Regions from separate parts of the Homo sapiens genome. Here regions 1, 3 and 4 are each linked to region 2. The links are chromatin contacts, found by Hi-C in ENCODE. All regions are on one chromosome and are shown on one strand. Each heading gives the region's core, a stretch centred on a gene start or an enhancer-like site at or near the end of the contact. The rest is flanking DNA. Distances are from core to core; before and after follow the strand shown. Region 1 holds the start of ZNF460-AS1 (ZNF460 antisense RNA 1). Region 2 holds the start of ZNF160 (zinc finger protein 160). Region 3 holds the start of ZNF470 (zinc finger protein 470). Region 4 holds the start of ZNF787 (zinc finger protein 787).

Region 1 (3,155 bases), core at 414-2,913, 4.2 Mb after region 2:
AACCTGTTTTATCAGCAAGGTCTTTATGATCCGTATTTTGTGCTGACCTCCTATCTCATCCTGTGACTCAGAATGCCTTAACTGTCTGGGAATGCAGCCTAGTAGGTTTTAGCTTCATTTTACCCAGCTCCTATTTAAGATAGAGTTGCTCTGGTTCATATGCCTCTGAAAAAACCATTTAAATTTAATTATAAGAGTCTGGCCAGAGGGGGTGGCTCACGTCTGTAATCCTAGCACTTTGGGAGGCCGAGGTGGGTGGATCACCTGAGGTCGGGAGTTTGAGACCAGCCTGAACAACATGGAAGAACCCTGTCTCTACTAAAAATATAAAATTAGCCAGGCGTGGTGGCGCACACCTGTAATCCCAGCTACTCAGGAGGCTGAGGCAGGAGAATCGCTTGAACCCGGGAGGCGGAGGTTGCAGTGAGTGGAGACTGTGCCACTGCTCTCCAGCCTGGGCAACAAGAGTGAAACTCCATCTCAAAAAAAAAAAAAAAAAAAAAAAATTTAAGAGTCACAAATATGTGAAAAAGAGAATGATGTCTTTATCAATTTTCAAAAATTACTATTGCCAGTGATGAATAACAGTGTTCCTTGCACACTAATTTAGCCAAAAATATTTCTCCAAAAGTACCGCATCGTGTAGGAAATTGACTCCATCTCCATTCCTTGACTATTTTCAATCTCAAAATTAAATCTCTTGGAGAGTACTTTCTGCACACCTTTCTATTTCCTTAACCATATATATCGTCAAACCATTGAAAGCTGGACTTTATTCTCTCACTTTCATAGTCATGAAAAGAAAAAAAAAAAGTTACTGATGGGGACTCCTAAGACTTCGCATAATATAATCTTTGCATAGTCTAGGATTGTTAAAATTCCTAACAAGACTTTATAAACTCTCCTGTCTGCAACCAGTTAATGCTGGGTTGGGCCAGGGTTCCCCTCTTTCCCGTCACTTATCCATCTACGCTCATTCTTTTCATAGCCTCACCCAATATCATGACTTGAAGTAACAGTTTACAGTAATAACTCCCAAATTTATATATCCACGCTCGAACCCTCTGCCAATGTTGAATCATAGGTTGAGTATATGGCACTACGCTTTGTGGTCTTACTGACGTTTCAAACTGATCATGCTTGAAATGGGAGTACTGGGCTTCCCGGCAAGCCTGCTCCACTAGCAGCCTCCCCACCTCAGGGTACGGGAAGTCCACACGTGGCGAACGCGAAGCCTATTACATCACCCGGAAGTCCCTGCATCCTACGAAGGCTGGGCCCGGCCAAAGGAGGCCCAATAGAGGGCGGTCTGTCCTTTCCCAGCAGGCTGGGCACACTGTCAGGCGTCCTCCTTTGGGTGGCTATTTTAACTGCTCATTTATCCTTTTCTTCTATGAAAAGATCCAGAAAAGAGGCAAAGCAAGCGAGAAGTCGCGGGCCCAGCCCACAGCAGGGTAAGCACCTTTGTTCGGGGTCTGAATCGGGGCGAATATCCCCGCCTCCTGACCTCGATTTTCCTGAGCTAGAAGGGACCTTTCGACCCTCCGACTTGTGCCTATACTAAGGCGGTGGCCCTAAGACGACGCGGGGGTTCTGGTGCGCACTTACGTGCAGTCGGATGCGCTGGGTGAGTTCCCACACCCGGTAGATGTAAGGGAAAAACTGCATTACCCAGAAGGCACTGCCCCTTGCGTCGGCCGCGGACTCTGGGCCATTGACGACCCAGGACAGGAGAGTTTTCTGCGGGCCAGGGCGGCGGAGGCGGGACTTCCGCTTCTTCGTGTGACGTCATCTCCGTGGGCCGGTTTGGCCCTGAAACAGTGTGGGGCCTAGAGCGCTGGGTGGGCGCGTTCTGCGGCCTGAGCAGGGACGGGTAGTGAAGCGGTTACGCCCCTTCTTCGCGTCTTGGCGGGAGCCTGACGCCCCGCTTCTCCCCTAACGAGGTGTCCCACCGGCGCCCGCCGAGGCCTAGGCCTCCGCAGCCGCCCTCCGTCTCCTCAGCCCCGACGCTGCGCCTTGGGCCTTGTGCGCATTTTTTTCGGGGGAAAACTGAGGCTCGGAGTGCGAAAGTCAGCCGAGGTCGCCCCGCCCAGGACAGAGAAGGGCTGTGGTCGGCTGATCCGCGGCATTCCCGGGATGGCGGCGGCGTGGATGGCTCCGGCGCAGGTGAGTGGACGAGGTTTCGGCCTTGCTGCTGCTGTGCTATTTCTAGAGGCCTCGTGGGCAGGCTGGAAGCCAAGACAGCCACAGGATTTTTCTTTGTCGCCATCGTTTATTTAAGAGAAATGGCCGTGGCTTGTCATTTCCTTTATCCGCAGTCCTGCAACAGTGTTGGCCTCTGATAGGTGTTCAGTCCGTGGTTGAAGGAGTGATGCTTCCTTCTAGGGATCTCATCACACTTCCCCTAAATCCAACCTTCTCTGTTGCCTGCCAGCCCGTACCCCATCCACCTGGCCAACCACCCCTGACCTTGTCTGTTTGCATTTTTCCCTGGTCCTTTGCTCTTCAGAGCCACCAACCTGACCGTGCAGTCCTCTTCCATTTTCCAGGCTTTCTCCTTGCACTTCCTTTTACTTCGAACACTGCCCCTGTAACTTTGCAGGGCCTCCCTTTCACATCCTTTTGGCATCTGTCCAGGTGTCACCTATTTGGAGGTGCCTTTTTTGGCAATTCCGGCTAAAGTGGCACCTTACACCCTTGCCCAGAGTCTGGTATTTTTGTGTAGATAATCTGATGGTATTAAAGAAGCTTGTGGATTTGAGTTTGTCAAGGATGTAATGGGAACAAAGAAAAATAATTGCAAAGAATGATATTAACTGTCATTGAGTCCTTGCTGTGGGCTGATCGGTGAGTATTATTTAACCCTCAGTTCGTTTAACCCTGAAATTTTTTTTTTTTTTTTTTTTTTTTTTTGAGACGGAGTCTTGTTCTGTCGCCCAGGCTGGAGTGCAGTGGCGTGACCTCGGCTCACTGCAACCTCCGCCTTTTGGGTTCAAGCGATTCTCCTGCCTCAGCCTCCTGAGTAGCTGGGACTACAGGTGTGCGCCACCACGCCTGGCTAATTTTTGTATTTTTAGTAGAGACGGGGTTTTACCGTGTTGGCCACGCTGGTCTTGAACTCCTGACCTCAGGTGATCCACCCATCTGGGTCTCCC
Region 2 (3,271 bases), core at 213-2,712:
CCCCAGGGCGCCCCTCTTTCTTTATAACTATGTGTTCCTCTCCCCCATTTTGTGCCTCTCACTTTCACCTTGTCTCTCCAGCCTTTTTCCCCTTTTATCTTCCCCCTAGGATTCTGACGATGTTGTGCCTCTTTTTTCTTCTGCTGTTTCTCCCTTCTTTGTTTTTTCCCCTTATATCTGTTCTACTCCATTCTTCCAATTTGTTTCACCTCTTGTGGCGTTTTCTTTCCAATCTTTTCATCGTCCCAATCTCCATCTATTTCTGCCTCTTTCTTACCCCATCTCCGCGCCTCCTCTGCTCTCCCTGTTAAATCCCCTCTTCCCTGTTACACCCGCTTATCCCCACTCTCTGGCACTCCCAGATCCCAGGCCTCCCTGTGTTGTGGTGCTCCCTCTGCTCGCCTTGTCACCAGCTGTCCCCTCCAGCTGTCCCAGCACCACGCAGCTCTGTCTGCCCTCGGCCAAATCCTTTCTCCTCTCCCCCACTCTCTGTCTGAGGAGGCTCCTTCTTTGCTGTCCCTCTCCTTATCTTGTTGTCCTGCATCTCGGGACATCGAGCTTTTCTCTACATTTCGCCAATTGCTTTTCTGCCCCTGCTACTTTCTTGACTGCTTCTTTCACTCTGTCGCTGCAAATCTCTCACCCATCCTCCACTTTGCCATCTGTTTATGGGTCTCCCTCATTTTTCTTTTCTCTTTCTTGGTTTTTCCATCTCCTCTCAGTGGCTCTTTGTCTCTCTTTCTCCTGATTCCCTTGGGCCACACATTCACTGGAGGGTTTGTAGTAAGATGTCTGCATGTTGGAGGAGTACATTTTCCAGGGGGTGGAGCTGGGCAGGCAAAAACACCGGGTGTCACAGGACGGGCCCCGGGCACCTCCCCAACGAGGGCTCAAGGGAAGCGGTGACTGCGAAGGGGAGGCCTGGGGAGCAGCAGGGCCCGGCACGAGGAGGAGGGAGGTGGGGGGCGACGGCGCCTTAGGACAGGGGTGGGATGTGCAGGATCCCAGGACCAGGCGGAGGCGCGGCCTCCCCGGGACTGGGTCGGCGGCGCTGCGCTCCAGGGGCCGACGAGAGCGAGGCTGGGAGGCGCCCAGGGCAGGCGGTGAGGACTTTAAGCGATGCGGGGCGGGAGGAGGAGTCAGTAAAGGATTTTAAGCAGGAAAATCCTGCTTAAACGTTTAAAAAACCGGGAAAGGCCGTGTTTACTTGGCCCAAGGCAGAAAGACCGGGGGCAGGGACCAGCCTCAGGGCGACTTTAACCCAAAAGGAAGCGTCTCCGGGCCCACACAGCAAGGCCTATTTACCTGAGGTGGAGGGTGCGGTGCGGAGATTTTAAGTCCGTAGCGACCCCCGGGCATCGGGTGTGCGAATGGGGGACGGCGAGGCGCAGGTTGAGTCTACACAGAGGAACACTCATACGCCATGGTGTGATGCTTGCTCCGCACGATCCACTTCCGGGTCTGTGGGCAACTGCGCGAAGGAAAGCGACCGAGCGGCCCGGGGCGGGGTCCGAGATGGGCGGAACCGGAAAAGGGCGGGGCGTTGAGAGAGCCGGGCTGAAGCAGGGGCCGCCAGGCAGGGACCCCAGGGAAGGAACGGGGAGGAGCCACCGGGGAGGGGTGGGGAGTGACCAAGTGGAGGGACCCGGGGGCGGGCCGGGGAGGAGCCGCCGGGGAAGGGCGGGGAGGAACCGCGGGAAGGGACCGCGGGGGAGGAAGGCGAAGGGACCGCGGGGGAGGGAGGCAGAGGGACCGCCAGGAAGGGACCCGGGGGAGAGGCGGGGCTGGACGGGACACGTTAGGGTCTGCGATTTCGTGTGATGCCCACAGCCCAGCGCCCAGAGCCATCTGTAGTGTCTTGTGGAACGGCGTAGATGTTTCAAACGGTTTCAAGTTAAAAGCACAGTTGTGTAGGTTATTTTGGAAACCAAACTGCTTTCCTCTTAGAATGGAGGCGGTTTATGTTGAAAGCATTTTTTGCTAGCGCGTTTACCCAGTAATGTTATTGACGCTGAAGCAGCCCAGGAGTCTGGGAACATGGGTTGACACGGAGCGGTGATGGCATGCTGGAAAAGTTTCTGCGATTAAAATTAAGTAATTTAAAAGCCCTGAAATTAGCAGTAACTTTTAAAAAATAGATATAAATTGCATTGTCCTTTTTTATACTTACTATTCTATTCCGTGCGAGATGACAACCTCAAACGCCTATACTTTTTTTTTTTTTTTTTGAGCCGGAGTCACGCTCTGTCGTCCAGGCTGGGGTGCAGTGGCATGATCTCTGCTCACTGCAACCTCGGCCTCCCGGGTTCAAGCAATGCTCCTGCCTCAGCCTCCCGAGTAGCTAGGATTACAGGCGCCCGCCACCACGTTCTTTAGCGGAGATGAAGTTTCACCATGTTGCCTAGGCTGGTCTCGAATTCCTGACCTCAAGTGATCCACCCGCCTCAGCCTCCCAAAGTGCTGGGATTACAGGCGTGAGCCACCATACCTGGCCCCAGGAACTACTTTCACCTACTGAATATATATTAAGTCCTTTGCCACAAAAAGATAATATACATAATTTATCTCAGAACAATTAAGATATTTACCACTGTAAATGACAAATTCAGACTTAGAGAAGGAAGATTTTATTCAAAAGGACTATTGCAATAGAGAGAATGTTCCAATCACAAGATCTGAAAATGTCCAAGAGACACAAACTAAAAAGCTTTTTTTTCTTTTTTTCATATATGGAGGAGTAAACAAGGCTAGAAAGCACAAGCACAAGTTATGAGGCTGTGGATGAGCACTTGGCATGACTACAGTTATTCAGGGAAAGTTTGTTATGTTATGTTATGTTATGTTAAAAATGTTACATATTTCTTGGAGAGAGTCTTGCTCTGTCACCCAGGCTGGAGTGCAGTGGCGTCATCTCTGCTCACTGCAACTTTTCATCTACCAGGCTCAGGCAATCCTCCCACCTCAATCTCCCCAGTAGCTGGGACTACAAGCACACGTCACCATGCCTAGTTAATTTTTGTACTTTTTGTAGAGACGGGGTTTCGCCATGTTGCTCAGGCTAGACTCGAACTCCTGAGCTCGAGGGATCCCCCACACCTTGGCCTCCCAAAGTGCTGGGATCACAGGCGTGAGCCACCGTGCCCGGTCTATTTATTTTTTGAGAGAGCATCTTGCTCTGTTGCCCAGGCTAGAGTGCAGTGTCAAGACCATAGCTCACTGCAGCCTTCAACTCTGGAATCAAGTGATCCTCCTACCTCAGTCTCCCAAGTGG
Region 3 (3,024 bases), core at 525-3,024, 3.5 Mb after region 2:
ACTGAGAGAATTTGATAGGGTTTCTGGAGGTAAAATTCACGAAAGTGTGGGGGCCCATCTAAGATTGGGCCCCTAGGAGTTTTTAACTCACAAGTTAGCCCACACTAAGCCTCCAGCAATTCATCAAAATTATAAAAAATAAAAGTTTTTACCAGTTTATAACTCCAGTGGCTTCTGCTTCAAGTAAGCTAATCTTGGCTGTAATTTTATGTATTTTTCTTTCTCGGGATTTTGGGGTGTCAGTTACCTTTCTATCTTCAGTTCTCTGATGGATCTAAGAAAAGTTGATTTTCAGTTTGTTGAATGATTTTGTTGTTGTGAAGATGGGAATGAAGGCTTCCGAGCTCTTTATATGCCAGAGCTAAAATGAGAATATTATCATTTTCATCCAACTCAAATAACCACAAACGTTACAAGCTCTAAGATGATATTTGCTGTTTCATAGTTAAAGTATCTTCACAGCTAGACTTGGCTTTATTATGTTGTTTATGATGTCTGACATAAATTGGATCCAGGAGAGTCCAGTCTAGATGTCACTGTGTGGCCTTGGGTGATTGAGTGTGACTGGGAGGGTGAGTTAGTTTCTGGTGAGCCAGTATCTATGATGCTGTATCTTGGTCAGCTGGGGCTGCTATAACAAAATATCATAGACTAAGTGACTTGACTAAGAGACTTTATTTTTCACAATTCTGGAGGCTGGGAAGTTAAAGTGCTGGCACATTCAGTTCTTGGTGAGGGCCCCGTTGGCTTGCAAATGGGTTACATCCTGCTGTGTCCTCACATGGCCTTTGCTTGGTGGTTGTGTAAACATGGAGACCCCTCCTTCCTCTTTTTTAATAAGTGCACTGACCCCATCATAAGGGTATCACCCTTATGACCTAATCTAAAACCAGTTACCTCCCCAAAGTCCCACCTCCTAACGTCATCACACTAGGGGTTAGGGTTTCACCATAGTAATTTTGGGAGGACATATTCAGCCTATAACATGTTGTGTCATGGTGAGACTGGCAATGCTAGATTTCGTGATTTCCTAAAAAATAAAATAAAAATAAAAAACTAAGCACCTACTATGTGCTGTTTTAGTCACTGAGAATATAACCCTGAACAGGACGGAAGCTGTGTGCCTTCTTGGAACCCTCCTTCCAGCAGGGAGAGATAAAATGGGGTGGGGGGAGGTGAGGGGCGTACCGTATATCAGAGAGCAGTAACTAGTAGGCATGAAATAAAACAGGTTCCACACGCGCACCATCAGAAAGTCACAAGTGTGCAAAGCAGACAAATCCCAATCTCCTCACTTTTCTATCGCGTAGGCCCCGCCCGCGCCCCAAGCCCCGCCCTGTCATGGTTTTCCTCTCCAGAGGGTAGCCGCTACGCCTTACCGACTGCGTTTCAGTGCTGTCCCACTGCTCCTGCACACCCCACGCCTGCGACCCTACCCACCACGGACAGGCGCTCCTGCGAGCTGGAAGCCAGTTCTCTGCGTCCTGAGCCTGGCAGCTGCATCTGAACACTCGGAGCCTGGCGATGGCTTCCAGAAACCCCTGCGCCGTGGGTCGCTTCAGTGAAGGGGCCTGTACTTCGGCGACCCAGACTCCGGGCTGAGAGGCCTCCTAATCCAACCAGGAGGACCAGGAGAGGCCCAAAAGGGGACACAGGGCAGTGACCGCCAGGCTTGGAGAGGAGCCGCTCCTGGCAAAGCCAGCGCCCTATTTCTGAACGCCGCCTCCGTTCCGGACTACACTTCCCAGGGGCTATTGCAGCGGAGGACACGCCCACTTCCGGAAAGGACCCAAAGCCGGGCGAGTGCACGTCCCGCCGGTTGCTGAGGAGAAGGGAGGTCTGGGCGGGGCAGCGGCCGAGGCTGGACTGGGGCGCGGCGGGGGCGGTGTCCTGGTTCCTGTGTGGGCGGCGGGCGTGAGCGTGCGCGTGTGGCCTGGTGGCTGTGAGTGCCCATACGTGGTGAGCGTGCGGTGCTGTGCTGAGGAGGGGCGAGCGCGCGCGGGGATGGCGGCCCGGTGTGTGACTGTCCGGTGCGTGGCCGCGAATCTGCGCCTGCGTGCATGGCCCGGCGGCGTGCGGAAGGCGGTGTGTGTTGGAATGAGTGAAGCACTTTAAGTGGCCAAGAGCAGGAAACCCGGCCGGAGGAGGCTTACCCCGTTCTCCCCTGTATCGACTGCGTAGAGCCCAGTGTGGGCAAAGTCCTAGAGCCCGGGGAAGTTGCCCGGGCGGGGCAGCCTCGGCTGAAGCATTTCCTGTCAGCCCTATCTGGAAGGGGCAGAGCCCAGGACAGGGCTCCATGTCCACAGGACGGCGAGGAGCGAAGACCATGGGGACTGAGTACACAGGTAAGAGTGACAGATGACGGATGTGGCTGCCGGAGTGGACATTGAGGTTTTGGGTGCTGTCTTTCGGGGTTCAGGTGCTGGAGGAGGATGTCCCCCGTTTCTAAGGCTAGTGGACCTGGAAGTCGAAAGATTTGGAGGGTCACCTTGGGTCAGAGTGGAGCTGGGTTTAGTTAGGGAGGGACCTTGACTTGGCCAGAGACACCTAACCAGATAACCTGACTCAGGTCCTTGGTATATCACTAAGGGCCCATGGGAGAGAACACTACCCGTAATATTACCCATTATAGCATTACTTCTGGGTACTCTGCTGCTGTTGAAGGAATAGCTCAGCATTTAGATTTTTACCCGTCAGAGCCTTGTCCCATCTATCACTGTAGGATTTGGGAAGAAGGCGAGATTCACAGCTTCACCCAGAAATGCCGAGGCATTCCAGCCTTTCTATGGCTTAATCACGTTCTAGTCAATAACGGAAGATATCCCCATTCCTTGGGCTTCTCTCCCTCCCCTCTGGCCTCCCACTCCAATAAAGAGAAAGGGGGAGGAAGGGCTATTTTTAGCCATATTGTTCTGTGCTTGTTTAGTTTCCTGCATGCTATAGTAATAGCTAATGTTTAATGAGTGTTTATTATGTGCCAGACACAGTTCTAAGACCTTTTGGGAGTATCAGCACCAAACTTCA
Region 4 (3,121 bases), core at 497-2,996, 3.0 Mb after region 2:
TGTCCTGGTGGAAAGTAAGGCACTGAAGTTACTCGTCTAAGGCCACGAAGGTGAGTGGTGGGGCTGGGACTTGAACCCAGGCCTGCCCAGTCCCAGAGCTCTTGGGGAATACAACCCAGTGCCTGCACACACTCTGGCAGTGCACCAGGGAGGGGCCAGGCCGGGTGCCCGGATGGATGGATAAGACATGAGATAAGCAAGCAGGAATCTGATCTGGATGTTCTCTGAGGCCGTGCGTGGCCGGAGGACCACAGGGACTGCGCAGAGGCAGGCAGGTGAATGTCAGCAGCGTTTAGCCAAAGAGGCTTACGGTCTTCAGAGGAGCTAAGCCAGGATCAACGCAACTGTGCTTCCCGGCGCTGGGGTCAATCGGATCCCCAGATGGGTTCTAAGCACTGCGCAACATGGGACCTGGGAGCAGGACACCGCAAAGAGCAGACCAAGCCATTCCTTCCCTAAAGCCCTGACCATCCCCCGGACTGGGCTGGGTCAAAATGCCTTCCCTGGCTCCCACAGCCCCCAGACCTCTCCATCAGGGGTCTGGTCACCTTGGATGGCGACTCTGTCGCCCGGGTCTCAGTCTCTGCCTTCCACCCAGACTCCAAGCCCTTGTTCATCTCCCTGCTCCCTGTCTCTAGTGCCCGGCACAGGGCCTGGCACTGGAAAAACTTCTGCCTCCACTCACTCCTGCCTTCTGTGTCTGTGGGTCACTTTTCTGTGCGACTCTGCAGGTCCCAGAGCACTCATCCACATGAATTGGGGTCAGCTCCCTGGACTGGGGGTCGGGGTGGGGTGTCAGGAGGGCGGGGCTCCACTCTGATCCACTCGGCACAGGGGAGGGAGGCCTCAGGAGTCGCCACCCGATCCAGTCCCCGCCTTCGCCCTGCCCCGTGGGCCACGCGGTGGCTGACCTTGGCCCAGTCACTTCCCCCGCTGGGGACGCGCTTCCTCCCCGCCTGCCGAGCAAGGACGAATGAATGGGCCTCCTGCCGGCCAGAATCCCCGTAATTACCCGCCTGATCAAAGGCCACGCGCAGCCCGCCCGGGGCAGCAACGGGACCCGGGCTGACTCGAAAAGGGGAAGGAAGGGCTGGGGGGGCCGAGGGCTGAGACCGTGCCCTCGGGGCCGCGGTATCCGGCCAGGCCAGCCCAACCGCGCGGCCCCTTCCCCCACCTGGGCCTCAACTTCCCCCCGAAGTCGCCACCACTTCCGGCCACGACCGGCGGAGTTGGAACTTCGGGGGGACGGACAGCGGCCCCACCCCCGACGGCCCGCAGCAGAGGGACCCCCACCGAGGCCCCCGCTCCTGCCCCCGCCACGCGCACGCGCGCGCCCTGGACCCGGACCCGCGCACGCGCACCCCCCCTCCAGCCCCGCTCGCCGCCCGCGGGCCGCCCGGGCGCGCGTCCCCTCCCACAGCTCTTCGGCGCGCACGCGCACTCCCCCCGCCCGCGTCACCCCGGCCGCGCGCCCACTCACGCCCCCCCAGCAGCGCGCACGCGCGCCCGCCGCCCAGTCGCGCTCGCCCTCCAGTCTCCCCACCCACCCCCAGCCCAAGCCCAGCTTCCCGAAGCGCGCGCCCACCTGGCCCCCAGCGCACGGCCCCCGCCCCCACCCCTCACCTCCTTGGTCCCGGGGCCGCCGCGCCGCACTCCTCCTCCTCTCTCCTGCCTCGCGGATGGTGGCAGCGGCGGCAGCGGCGACTCAGACCCTGGGGTCAGGGGGACGGGCGCCCAGGCCGGAAGTGACCTTCCCGGCCGCTTCCGCCCGCGCCGCTCCCCCCCTTCTCCCTACTCCCTGCCCCCCGGGCCGCCACCCTGTCCTCGCCGCTCTAGGAAGGCGAGCCCGCTATCCCGGCCACCGCCCCCAGCTCTGTGGTGCCCGGCGGGCGCCTGAGGGAGCCACTTCCGGAAGTGTCTAGGACGCAGGTCCTCCGTCCATGCTCTATGGCGCCCCGCGCCGAGGGGCTTCGGCCCCGCCCCCTTCCCGGACAGGAGGTGCGGGCTGGGCCCGTTAGGCGGAGACTTCCGGGTGTCTAGGGCGGTGCCCCCCCGACAACCCGGGCTCCTCGCGCCTGCGCGGCCGGGTCCCCGGGCCCGCCGTGAGGAGAGTGAAGTGGTGGAGAGGGACGCTCGTGCCACCCCGGGTCCTCCTACCGTCTCTATCATGGTAACCCCTTCTCTGCCGCTGCACCTCCCAGTGGCCCGAGTCCAGGTGCCTTAGTTACTGGACAGAGACCCCGGGTTCCTTAGTTACTGGACAGAGAGTGCTGCGCTTCAGGTGCCATGGCCTCAGTTTCCTCCTTTCTGAAGTGATGAAAATACATTGTGCGCCTCCAAGTGCTTCACACGCACTAGGTCCTAGTCCTAACTAGGGCCTCATGGTAGGTCCTATCCCTATGTTGCAGGTGAGGAGTCAAATCACCTACCAAAAGTCACACACCCGGAATGCCAGAGCCTCGGCCCGAACCCATGGAGTTTGGCTCTAAATTCGTGTATTTAACCCTTGACTGTACACACTGCCTCGTGTCATAGCCCTGAGAATCCACTACTTCCCCCGCGTTAGGTAGGCACCTAGTAAGGACGCACTGGGTGTTAGCTGTTACTGTTGGTATTCTTGCAAAAAACACATATTTTAAAATAATTGTCCAAACCATAGTGTCCTTGTAGGCTGGTCCTTCTGGTCCTTCCTCTGTTCTGTACTTGGCTGACTCTCACCTAAGTGGCAGATGACTTATCGCTTATAATTGTTATCATCCTCACTGGTAGTCAGAAAAGATAAGAAGCTATAATTCACTGGTGGAATAACACCTTTCTCAGCCTCAATTTCTCATCTGTGGAATGGGAAAAAATAAGATAACCTGCAAGGTAATATGTGTAAGAGCTGCTTAGTTCAATACCTGGCCCATAGTAAGTTCACAAAAATGATGGTGGTTATTATTACCTATTAGCAGTGTTACATATAAGTCTATTGTTGTGGCCACTGTATACCCTCAAAGCTCAGTGAGCATCAATCATAAGATGTATATTATTGATTTAATAACATCTTTCCATGGGGTGGGGTGAACAGTGCTGTGTTAACTGTGTGTGTCAATAGGAGGATATCTGTGTCCCTCCTTCA

The links. A loop is a pair of places that touch in the nucleus more often than their neighbours do. Pooled maps may share reads with other maps.
Region 1: a pooled map shows a loop between it and region 2 (15-fold over the local background). The contact joins the promoter of ZNF460-AS1 here to the promoter of ZNF160 in region 2. A Hi-C loop is called at or near these places in 5 of 50 pooled maps.
Region 3: a loop to region 2 is called in a pooled map, with 11 times the contacts of the local background. The contact joins the promoter of ZNF470 here to the promoter of ZNF160 in region 2. A Hi-C loop is called at or near these places in 5 of 50 pooled maps.
Region 4: a loop to region 2 is called in a map of CD8-positive, alpha-beta T cell, with 12 times the contacts of the local background. The contact joins the promoter of ZNF787 here to the promoter of ZNF160 in region 2. A Hi-C loop is called at or near these places in 1 of 168 maps with a recorded cell type or tissue (CD8-positive, alpha-beta T cell) and 5 of 50 pooled maps.

Annotation. Positions count from the first base shown.
Region 1 is chr19:57,278,671-57,281,825 of GRCh38, forward strand. ZNF460-AS1 (ZNF460 antisense RNA 1) reads right to left here and starts at 1,664. Exons shown (of 3, transcript NR_136529.1): 1 at 1,609-1,664. It overlaps ZNF460 (zinc finger protein 460), which reads left to right and starts at 1,815. Exons shown (of 3, transcript NM_006635.4): 1 at 1,815-2,166. The coding sequence starts at 2,137. RefSeq lists enhancers at 1,011-1,950, 1,065-1,656, 1,074-2,273, 1,657-2,248 and a silencer at 2,671-2,720.
Region 2 is chr19:53,101,960-53,105,230 of GRCh38, forward strand. It overlaps ZNF160 (zinc finger protein 160), which reads right to left and starts at 1,463. Exons shown (of 6, transcript NM_001322131.2): 1 at 1,306-1,463. RefSeq lists a silencer at 1,506-1,915.
Region 3 is chr19:56,565,694-56,568,717 of GRCh38, forward strand. ZNF470 (zinc finger protein 470) reads left to right here and starts at 1,775. Exons shown (of 6, transcript NM_001001668.4): 1 at 1,775-2,345. ZNF470-DT (ZNF470 divergent transcript) reads right to left here and starts at 2,328. Exons shown (of 2, transcript XM_047439806.1): 1 at 1,380-2,328. The coding sequence starts at 2,328. The coding sequence ends at 1,390. RefSeq lists enhancers at 1,455-1,504, 1,515-1,724, 2,105-2,214.
Region 4 is chr19:56,119,549-56,122,669 of GRCh38, forward strand. ZNF787 (zinc finger protein 787) reads right to left here and starts at 1,747. Exons shown (of 3, transcript NM_001002836.4): 1 at 1,624-1,747. It overlaps LOC124904772 (a long non-coding RNA gene), which reads left to right and starts at 2,062. Exons shown (of 2, transcript XR_007067348.1): 1 at 2,062-2,384. RefSeq lists enhancers at 792-1,086, 1,514-2,229 and silencers at 834-883, 964-1,283, 1,574-1,653, 1,664-1,783, 1,874-2,243.